Linked DNA regions of Homo sapiens: region 2 is linked to region 1. Evidence: chromatin contacts called from ENCODE Hi-C or POLR2A ChIA-PET data. All regions are on one chromosome and are shown on one strand. Each heading gives the region's core, a stretch centred on a gene start or an enhancer-like site at or near the end of the contact. The rest is flanking DNA. Distances are from core to core; before and after follow the strand shown.

Region 1 (4,770 bases), core at 698-3,197:
TGCCTTGGCCTCCCAAAGTGCTGGATTACAGATGTGAGCTATGGCACCTGGCCAGATGTGAGAATTGAGTCAACTCTGTATAGTCTGGATACCCAGTGCCTTGCACAGTGTAAACACTCTATAAGTATATGAGGAGTGTGCTAGAAAATAGCTAACAGCCTTTCTGCCTGAAATTCATCCAATTCATCTTTCACACTGCTCCCATTCAACACAGATTGACAGTTACTCTGTGTGTGGTACTCTTTCCCTCATGAAGCTTACATTCTGGAGGATATTTTCAAAATACAGAAAGTAGCCTTTTGGAAAGACAATCAGGAAGTACGTATACAATTCTGAAATGTGCATACCTCAGTAATTTCAACTTCCAAGTATCCTCTAGGAAAATATACAAAAGTGCCTAAGGATACAATATGTGCAAGGATGTTCATCTCAGTATTTGTCATAGCCAAAAAAAAAGGAAGCAACTTAAATGTCCTTGAAATAGGAAATGCCTAAAATATCAACTATCCATACTATGGGCAGCTACCTGAATTACTGAGTGAAAGAAAACCAAGTTACAGAAAAAACATACATACAGTATGATCATATGATCCCATTTTTTTGTTAAAAAAACATGAGAGAGGTTTATATGTACATAGAAAAAAGTCTGGACAATCATCCAACAAACTGTTGATGGTGTTTTCAGGAAGGAGGTGACTTTCACTTCTTACTCTGTATGTCTACATTGCTTGGATTTAACAATTTATTTTGTAACTTTAAAAAATACCAACAGGAGAATTCAGAAATTACAGGTTGGAGCCTGAAGATGTAGAATTTTGCCATATAAGGTGGGGAAGATGGCCAGGGAGCATGAAATGAACAGCATGAGCAAATAGAGAGAGGACTGACAGAACTCTGCTTTAGCTGAAAGCAGCAATGGGCAAGAACAGAAAGGCAGAGGACCTTGGCTGGTCCCTGGCTGTTGAGGGGAGAATGGCAGGTAGACAAGGGCCAGATGAAAAAAATCACCTTGAATGTCAGGATTAATACGTTTTTACTTTATACTGTTATAGCAGCAAGACGTTATTAAAGGTTTTTTGAGCAGGATCCCTTCCTTGTCCTACTTTGTAAAGATCACTTTGAGCTTTTTCCAAAGAGGCAATGGAATGAATAGAGCTAAAGGATCTAGCAAGGTGAGACGAGCACACCAGGCTCCAAACGAGGTTCTTCCAGTTACTAGCTGTGTGGCTTTGGTCAAGGCTTTAAGCTGTAAATTCCGGCGTTTCCTCCTGCTAATATTGAAAGGGAGAAAGTTAAATAATACCTTCATGATTTGAGTTGCTAAGATTAAACTAAATGAGATGACATACAGCGGGGCATGGCGCCAGCAGGTTGGTTACCACATCACTCTTTGATAGTGGGGAAAATGTGCTTCTTCCTGTATTTTACTGGAATTTGTTTCTACAACTGTATTACTTATCACGTAATGTTTACATGTCTGTCTCTTTCATTATACCGTAAGCTCCTAAAGGCAGGGCTGTCTGTGTTTTATCTACCTCTGTATCCTCAGAACTCATATTCCATATGCCTGGCTTGCGGACTCATTACACGTTTGTTGAATGAATGAATGAATGAATGAGCGGACTGGGGGAAGGAGGACAATCAGGCAGCTATTGCTGAGACCTCAGCACAAGACCCCGCGGAGCTTGGACGCGGGCGATGGCGGTCCCCTCTCAACCCTCTGGGGGCCGTCTCGGCCGCTGCTCCACGCCCCTCCACGTGGAGGCCGGCCTCCCGGAGGAACGCGCCAGGAACGCAGACCCGTGGTGAGGCCCGGGCTCCGCGTCTCCTCTGCCAGCCCCAGACGCCCGAACCCCCTCACCTGGTCTCCAAGTAAACGTTGGGTGGCTGCCAGGAATCTGGGGGAATTGCCGCCATAGCGAAGCCGGCGGCGGAATGCTTGTCTAGTAATTGCTACTTCCGGCGTCGATTAGCTGGGGACCCGTCGCTGCTGCACACTTCCGGTCCGTTCAACCCTTTCGATACCAGGATTTGGGTGGCCAAGACAAGGAAGAGGACGGTCCCTTCTTCCAATGCCGGGAAGCTGGGGTGGGAGACGAGAAGAAGCTGGGCTCAAGAACAGAGGAAAATGCAAACTTCATTCGCGGTGGTCTCCAAGTGGCGATACCGCGCCACTCTGGGCGATCTGATTGGTTCGTTTAGGCATGGAAGGCGGGAACAACCAGAAAAGCTGCGCTCTGGTTGGAGTTATGTCCTAATATTAAATTCGAAGAATTTCTTAGTCTCACAATTGGGCAGGGACGGGAAGGGGAGGCAGAGAATGAAAGAGGGTAGTTTAGAGATGCCAGTAAAGAATTTTTGTAAGGCGCTGTACGATGTACACAGTGCTTGCACTTTCTTATCTCATCTACTCCACAAAACAATTCTATAAGTAGATAGTATTATTACCATTTTTCAGATCTGAAAATAGACTCGGCAGTTAATACTTGTTTTTCCATAGTCATAAAGCAAATCTGAGCCTGCAGAATCCAAAGACGAGGAGTCTGAGGAGAAAAGAGAGGGAAGGGGCAGGAAGAAAATAGGAGATAAAGAAAGGAAGAGACAGGAGAAAACAGGACAAACGGATCAGAGCAAGAACAAGGCTTAACATTGGCTGGGATAGATGGTACCTGAAAGTTGTTAGGAGGGTTTGCGCAGGGCGCGAGGAACAGAAGCAAATTAGAGGAGCTATAATGTTTGGAGGGAGGACAAAAATGAAATAGAGTACCTAAACTTAACGCTGTAAATGCTTTGCACACCACTTAATAATGATGGTTGAATGTTTACCATGTGCCAGGCATCAAGCTAAGCATTTTATTGCGTATTTTCACGCTTAATCTTCAAAATCCCACAAGGTAGATATTACTATTCCCATTTTACTTTGAGGAAGCTGAGCCTTACAGATTAAATAACTTGCTTAAAGTACTACAGCTGGTGCACTTGTGCTCTTAACGACAGTTCAACTGTAATGTCCCTAATTGTCAACAAGGAATAAGGATGTACAAGGTTGTAAAGATAAACTAGACAGCTCCTTGAGAGAGGAGCTGGGCCTCCTTCATCTTTGTGCTCTTCTTGCACAGTACAGAGCACAGGGTGCTCAGCTTTGCTGAATGAATAATGAACGGAACACTACATTTTAAACTGATAAATGCTAAAGTATAATTTTTACACCTCCTGCAGTTTCAAGTTCATGCCCACCTTGTGGCCCTTGAGCTGGATGAAAAAGTCTTAATCCTTGGTCTGTTTAGTCTGTTGTTAAGTTGCCTTTCTCTGGACTTTATGTAGTTCTTTACTGTGTATCTCGGGAGTCATGTGCCATTCCCAGGCTCCAATGTCTGAATATTGAAAAGCCACCCCCAAGATCATGATCACTTTCTTCCTAAATCTTTTACTGCAGCTCCTACCAGTCACTTGGCACTGAGGAGACAGAGATGAGTCTCACACACACAGTGCCCTGCCCTAAAGAAACTCACATTCTAGGAGAGATGGGCAACTAAATACGTAGCTGTAGGAGCGTGGAATGAGGACTGTAATAAGAAGCACACAGTAGGTTGGGTGCAGTGGCTGACACCTGTAATCTGGCACTTTCGGAGGCCGAGGCGGGCAGATCATCTGAGGTCAGGAGTTCAAGACCAACCTGACCAACATGGTGAAACCCTGTCTCTACTAAAAATACAAAATAAGCTGGGCATAGTGGTGCATGCCTGTAATCCCTGCTACTTCGGAGGCTGAGGCAGGAGAATCACTTGAACACGGAAGGTGGAGGCTGCAGTGAGCAGAGATTTTGCCTTTGCACTCCACCCTGCACAACAAAAGTGAAACTCCATCTCAAAAAAAAAAAAAAAAAGAAGAAGAAGAAGAAGAAGAAGAAACACAGTTTTCCCTGAGCTCTGGTTACTCCAGAGTAGGTTTGGACAGTCAAAAATTTCCCCTGGAGTGACAGCCTGGGTTGAGATCCAGAAAATAAATTGGAGTTAGCCAGAAGCCATGAGGGGTCAAATCAAATCAAGAAATAAAATGTCTCCAATTCCTCAGAAGCCCCCCTACTAATCATTACCCATTCCTTCCTCCCAAAGGGTAGACCACTTTCTGCCTTCTAATATCATAGATTGGTTTTCCCTGTTTTTGAATTTTATATAAATGGAGTTATAAAGTACGTATTTTTTTGTGCCTGGCTTCCTTTCCTTAACAATATGTTTGTGAGATGTATTCATGTTGTATGTAGTGGCCATTTTTCATTTTTCCTTGCTGTGTAGTATTCTGTTGTACAAACATACCACAATGTATAATGGTGCTGCGATGGATATTTTGTGTATGTATCTTAGTGCACTTGTGCATGAATTTTTGGGAGTATATACCTAGAAGCAGAATTGCTGTGTCATAGGTAACATGTATAATTTAGTAGTTAACACTAGACTGTTGCAAAGTGGCTGTAGCAATTTTTTGTTTTTTTTTGAGACACAATCTCACTCTGTCGCCAGGCTGGAGTGCAGTGGCACAATCTCAGCTCACTGTAACCTCCACCTCGTGGGTTCAAGCGATTCTCCTGCCTCAGCCTCCCGAGTAGCTGGGACTACAGGCGCATGCCACCACACCCAGCTAATTTTTGTATTTTTAATAGAGACAGGGTTTCACCATGTTGGCCAGGATGGTCTCAATCTCTTGACCTTGTGATCTGCCCACCTTGGCCTCCCAAAGTGCTGGGATTACAGGCATGAGCCACCACGCCTG
Region 2 (4,770 bases), core at 1,109-3,608, 180 kb after region 1:
CAGTTTACTTCCCTGCTTTTGAAGCTAATGATCGTCCCCTCCCTGCTGTGGCTCAGGTGTTGCCATGGGCGTTTGCCACTGCTCATGGCTGGGGCACCTCAGTCATGGACCTAGCTGTGGTCCATGCCCAGGGTCCCTTCTAAGGAAGTCCAGGCATGCACTGGTGTGCCTGACCCAGGGGAGCCCTCCAAACCACCCAACATCCAGGTACAATGGCCCAGTCTCCGTGCAGTGCTGTAGGGCAAGAGGGGCGGCCCATTTCCAAGCCAAGATGGCCTCCTCCTCCTCTCTACACTTGCTCCTTGGCTAGCTCACTCATACCTTCACTTGCTTCCAGCAGATTTTCCACTATGCAAGAAAAGCTAAGGGCTAAGAGGGTCACTTGACATCGTAGAATCCAAAAGTCCTTCCCATTACAGAGATAAGAAAACTGAGGCCCCGAGAATGAAGCGGTGACCTTCAGGTGCATCCTTGCATTTTGTGGAATTTGAATGTGGAATTCTGCCCTGGGCTGAGGTTGAGATTTTGCAGTTGCTCAAGGGGAACCCTGGAAGCAGAGTGTATCTACCCTCCTCAGACCACTGAGACCCTCAGATTTGTCTTCATCCCAGGTCAGTGGACTTCTCCCAGGTTTTGTTGTCTTCTCTCGGCAACACCCTGCTGAAGCCAGGGGGAAGGCGGGAGATTTATCCTGGGTGCTGAGTATCTAGGGTTATCAGATAAAATGCAGGATGGCCAGTTACAATTGAATTTTAGATAAATAACAAATAAGTTGTTTAGCATGAAGGTGTCCTAAATGTTGCTGTTTATCTGAAATTCAAATGTAACTGGGCATCCTGCATTTTTATTTACTAAACCTGGCCACCCTGTAAGTATCCCATTTCGTTTGGGCCAGGCCCCTCCCCACTGCAGCTGTGAGTTTTCCTGCCACCCAACAGCGTGAGTCACACAGCTGTGGACCTCCAGGCAAATGTTTTTGAACAGAACAGCATCACGGTTTAGGGGAATCCCCTCGCTGTCCCCATAACACATGCTTCAGCAAAGCAAAAACCTTAAAACAACATCTCTGGGAGGAAAATAAAGAAGGCATCAAGAGTTCCCAATGACTCGGGGAAGGCCCCAGCCACGGCCACATTAGTGCAGCCAAGATGGCCACGACTAGATGGCTGGCTCTTCACCTCTGGGAGAGGCACAGCTGGCTTTGACAATCGTGGGAAATTGGAGACCAGACCTTCCCAGCCAACTCCTGTCAAGGTCTGATACTCGTCCTTCCCCACCTTTCTGAGAAGAGGCCTACGAGGAAGAATGGGCTCATGGGCTATGTGAGCCGAGCAGGTTACTTGACTGTGGGATCATGATTGTATCTTTGTCATGGCATCACTGTGGGGATTATAGGAGGAAATTAATGTAAAATGCTTGGCCCAGTACCTGGTGCGCAATAAGCACTTACAATCAATGGTGGCTATTGTTATAAGAACGTCAGGACATGCACTTGGCCATCAAGCCAGTGGGTCTTCTGAAGAGGGTGAGCTTGGAATTCTCTGGGTGCCCATGGTTTGTTGCCCCTCAGAAAGCTGTGGGCCTCTAATATGGGCATATCCCCTGGACTGGAATCTGCATTAAGCCAGTGTCATCTGTCAGCGCTTTGTTTGGGTTAGTCGTTTTTTTGTTTTGTTTTGTTTGAGACAGAGTCTTGCTCTGTTGCCCAGGCTGGAGTGCAGTGGTGCAATCACAGCTCACTGCAGCGTCGACTTGCCGGGTTCTAGCAATTCTCCCACCACACCCTAGTAGCTGGGACTATAGGCGCACACCACTACGCCTGGCTAATTTTTAAATTTTTTTTTTTAAGAGACAAGGTCTCACTGTGTTGTCCAGGCTGGTCTTGAACTCCTGGGCTCAAGTGATCCTCCCGCCTTGGCTTCTTAAAGTGCTGGGATTATAGACGTGAGCCACCATGGCCAGCCCTGGGTTAGATTTTTAGTCACTCAGCAGGGTCCTGAGGAGGCCGGACTCAGAAGAGTTCAGCTTTGAAGGTGGAAAAAGCAAGTTTTCTACCTGGGATGCCCCCAAGGGTAGCAGGCCATACTTCCTAAGTGTGCATGTTGGTGGGGAGGGAGGGTATCAAGGAGTATGTCCCTGGAGAAGGGAGAAAGGAGGGGGCGTGGGAAGGGGCCTGTGGAACGCACGTGTCTCATTTCCTCTTTCGGAATGTCCGCTGTGGGCCCCAACAAAGGAACTTCGGTTGGAACTGGGGTGAGGAAGCCCCCGAAGATCAACTTCTCTTCCTTTAACATTTGGCTCTGCTGAGGGCCCTGGGGTTGGAACACCCACCTTCTTAGAAAGAAACTGAAAGGCCTTAGGAGAAACCCCGCCACTTCCCCTTCCTCGGTAAGAGGAACTTGGCGTTGCCCTGACAGGAAAGTCTTGGTGGGGCTTCTCGGAAGCCGCCACCGCTGCACTGCTGAGCAAAACCACAGGTCAGGGGCCAGGCCGGGGGCCAGGCTAGTGAGGACTGGCCATTGATAAAGTCACAGGCTCCATCTAAGCCCATCGGCAGAACTGGGGAGCTGCCAACATTTCCTCTTCCAGCACCGCCTGCCAACTCCTGTTTGGGAGCCACCAACCCCTCAGCTCTGCCAATGGGTCCCTCCCCACTCACACCAGCCCTCCAACCAGGATCGTTCTGTGTCTGCGTTCTGGACCCCCAGCTATGCCCACCACCCAGCAAAGCTCATCCATCCAGCTCCCATCCCCCACAGAGGCACTGACTCTCCCGTGGAGTCCTGGGGGACCTCACGGGCACGTGGAGCTGTGCTTTGGAATAGGTCACACCCTGTGAGCTGCTTCGGATGGCCTTGTAGATTAAGAAAAATGGTCTTTTGCTGGGCACGCAGGAATGCTTGACTTAACGGTGACTGCTATCTGCTGCGTCCATTCGGAGATCAGAAACAGGCTTCTCTCTGGGACTGGGGATGCCTCTCCTCATCCCTGATATATCCAAGGGCAGCTGCTGTGGCAAGGGGGACAGTGCACAGGTACAAATCACATCTCAGGCCAGCCCCAAAGGGGCCGAGAGATCCTTGGGTCCTAAAGGGTCCCAAAGCTTATTTGTATAAGCTTATTTGTACTAAGCTTTAATATAAACATGTCAGGATGGTGTGGCACCAGAGCCCGGCCACCACTGTGGGGACAGGGTCCAGCCTGCACGGCCTTGCACAAGACCTGTGCCAGGGACCCCTGTGCTCCATTCCAGCTCCTCCTCCAGGCTTTGCTGTGACGAGCCTCTGCCTCCTTCACCCAGCCCTCTCCTGCCCACCCTGTGAGACTGAGCCCCAGTCCAGATGGGTAGGGGCTGCCTGCATGACCTCACTGAGTATATCCCCCAGGGACCCTTGTCCACATCACTTGGTGGTTGCTCTGAGCAACACCCAGCTGGCCTATAGGCTCCCGGATAACAGCAACAGTGGGCTTGGCATCTCTGGATGAACATTTGATGAGGTAATAAGTAAATGGGTGAATTTAGTGCTATCTACCAGGCCTTGTGGCTGAGAGCCCCACGTGCCCACATGCTCAGACATCCACGTGTGGGCAAGTGCACCCGCGTGCGGCAGGAGGAGACACGTGCACGCCTGCCACGGTGTCCCTGAGACGTGTGTCTGTGGATCCCTGCGTTTGTCCCCAGCATCACCCATGATGCCAGCCAGCAGGTGGCGGTGCGCCCCTCCTCTGCGGGTTCGTTGGTCCAAACCGCCGGCAGCTGTCAAGACTGAAGGGGCCTCAGCAGGCACATGGAGCCCACCTCCTTCCTCCCACAGGGGGTCAGGGCTGCTTGGGTCTTGTGGGGAATCAGCCTGGTCTTCCGACCCAGGAGCCAAAACCCTAGTCCAACCCATGTGAGTGGGGCCATCTGTGTGCCCAGCACGGAGCTGGACCCTGACCCCGCAGGAGGGACTGGCGTCCAGGCAGCTGCACAGCTGTGGAGTGGGGAAGTAAAGGCATGGGCTCGCACTCCCAGCCCTGTCTCTGCTGGCTGTGTGACCTTGGGCAAGTTCCTTAACCTCTCTGAGCTTGTTTCCGTGTCTGTTAAGCAGGAATCATGGCAATCTGTAAAATGAATTAGTCAGTGTAAAACATGGGCCACAGTGGGGCCCTACCATAAGGCAGCAGTTCTCACACTTAGGTCTGGAGGGCTTTTGAAAACACAGAGGCCCCGCCTCCAGAGTGGCAGATTCACTAGGTCTGGGGAGAGGCCTGTGACTCTGCATTTCTAAAGAGTTCCCAGGTTGTGCTGATGCTTCGGGCCTGGGGACTACACCGTGAGGACCAGTGTATACGGGATGCTTGGTGTCAGTCAGGAGAGACCCACAGGGTTACACACAAGGCAGGAAGCATCAGCCTCCAGCGAAGACATAGAGGGGCAAATTCCAAGGGCTGCAGGGGGCCCAAGGGAGGACACACCCCTATGATGGGGGTGGCCGGAGGGGCAGAAGGAGGAGCCTCTGGACCTGTCTCTCCCCACCACAATTATCAACATAATCCCTGTCCTGACTGCACCTGCCGGCCCTGCCCGGAGGAAGTGGACCCTGGAGCCCTGGAAAGGATGGGTTAGTTGGCTGTCAGTTCCTGGCTTGGCCAACACTGTGCTCCAGCTTCTGGGAACTCACGTTTTCTTTCTCCTTTTTTTTTTTTTTTTTTGAGACAGGATCTCACTTTGTTACCCAGGCTGGAGTGCAGTGGCTCGATCATAGCTCACTGCAGTCTAAACCTCCC

What was found. A loop is a pair of places that touch in the nucleus more often than their neighbours do. ChIA-PET counts read pairs that join two places held with the same protein, here RNA polymerase II (POLR2A). Pooled maps may share reads with other maps.
Region 2: a loop to region 1 is called in a pooled map, with 2.7 times the contacts of the local background. The contact joins the enhancer-like site here to the promoter of PPIL1 in region 1. A Hi-C loop is called at or near these places in 9 of 50 pooled maps. POLR2A ChIA-PET finds 5 or more read pairs at or near these places in 4 of 52 experiments (B cell, T-cell, activated B cell and 1 more).

Annotation. Positions count from the first base shown.
Region 1 is chr6:36,872,856-36,877,625 of GRCh38, forward strand. It overlaps PPIL1 (peptidylprolyl isomerase like 1), which reads right to left and starts at 1,948. Exons shown (of 4, transcript NM_016059.5): 1 at 1,862-1,948. The coding sequence starts at 1,917. It also overlaps a transcript of C6orf89 not described here. RefSeq lists an enhancer at 1,939-2,168.
Region 2 is chr6:37,047,938-37,052,707 of GRCh38, forward strand. No RefSeq gene overlaps it. Among named protein-coding and RNA genes, the nearest start is that of FGD2, 45 kb to the left of the region's middle. RefSeq lists cis regulatory regions at 2,078-3,096, 2,375-2,950 and an enhancer at 3,758-3,807. Within about 2 kb of position 2,359, at least 22 of the 41 ENCODE cell types and tissues checked have a DNase peak (open chromatin) inside an H3K27ac peak, as active enhancers do; they include B cell, where a contact is called at or near this core.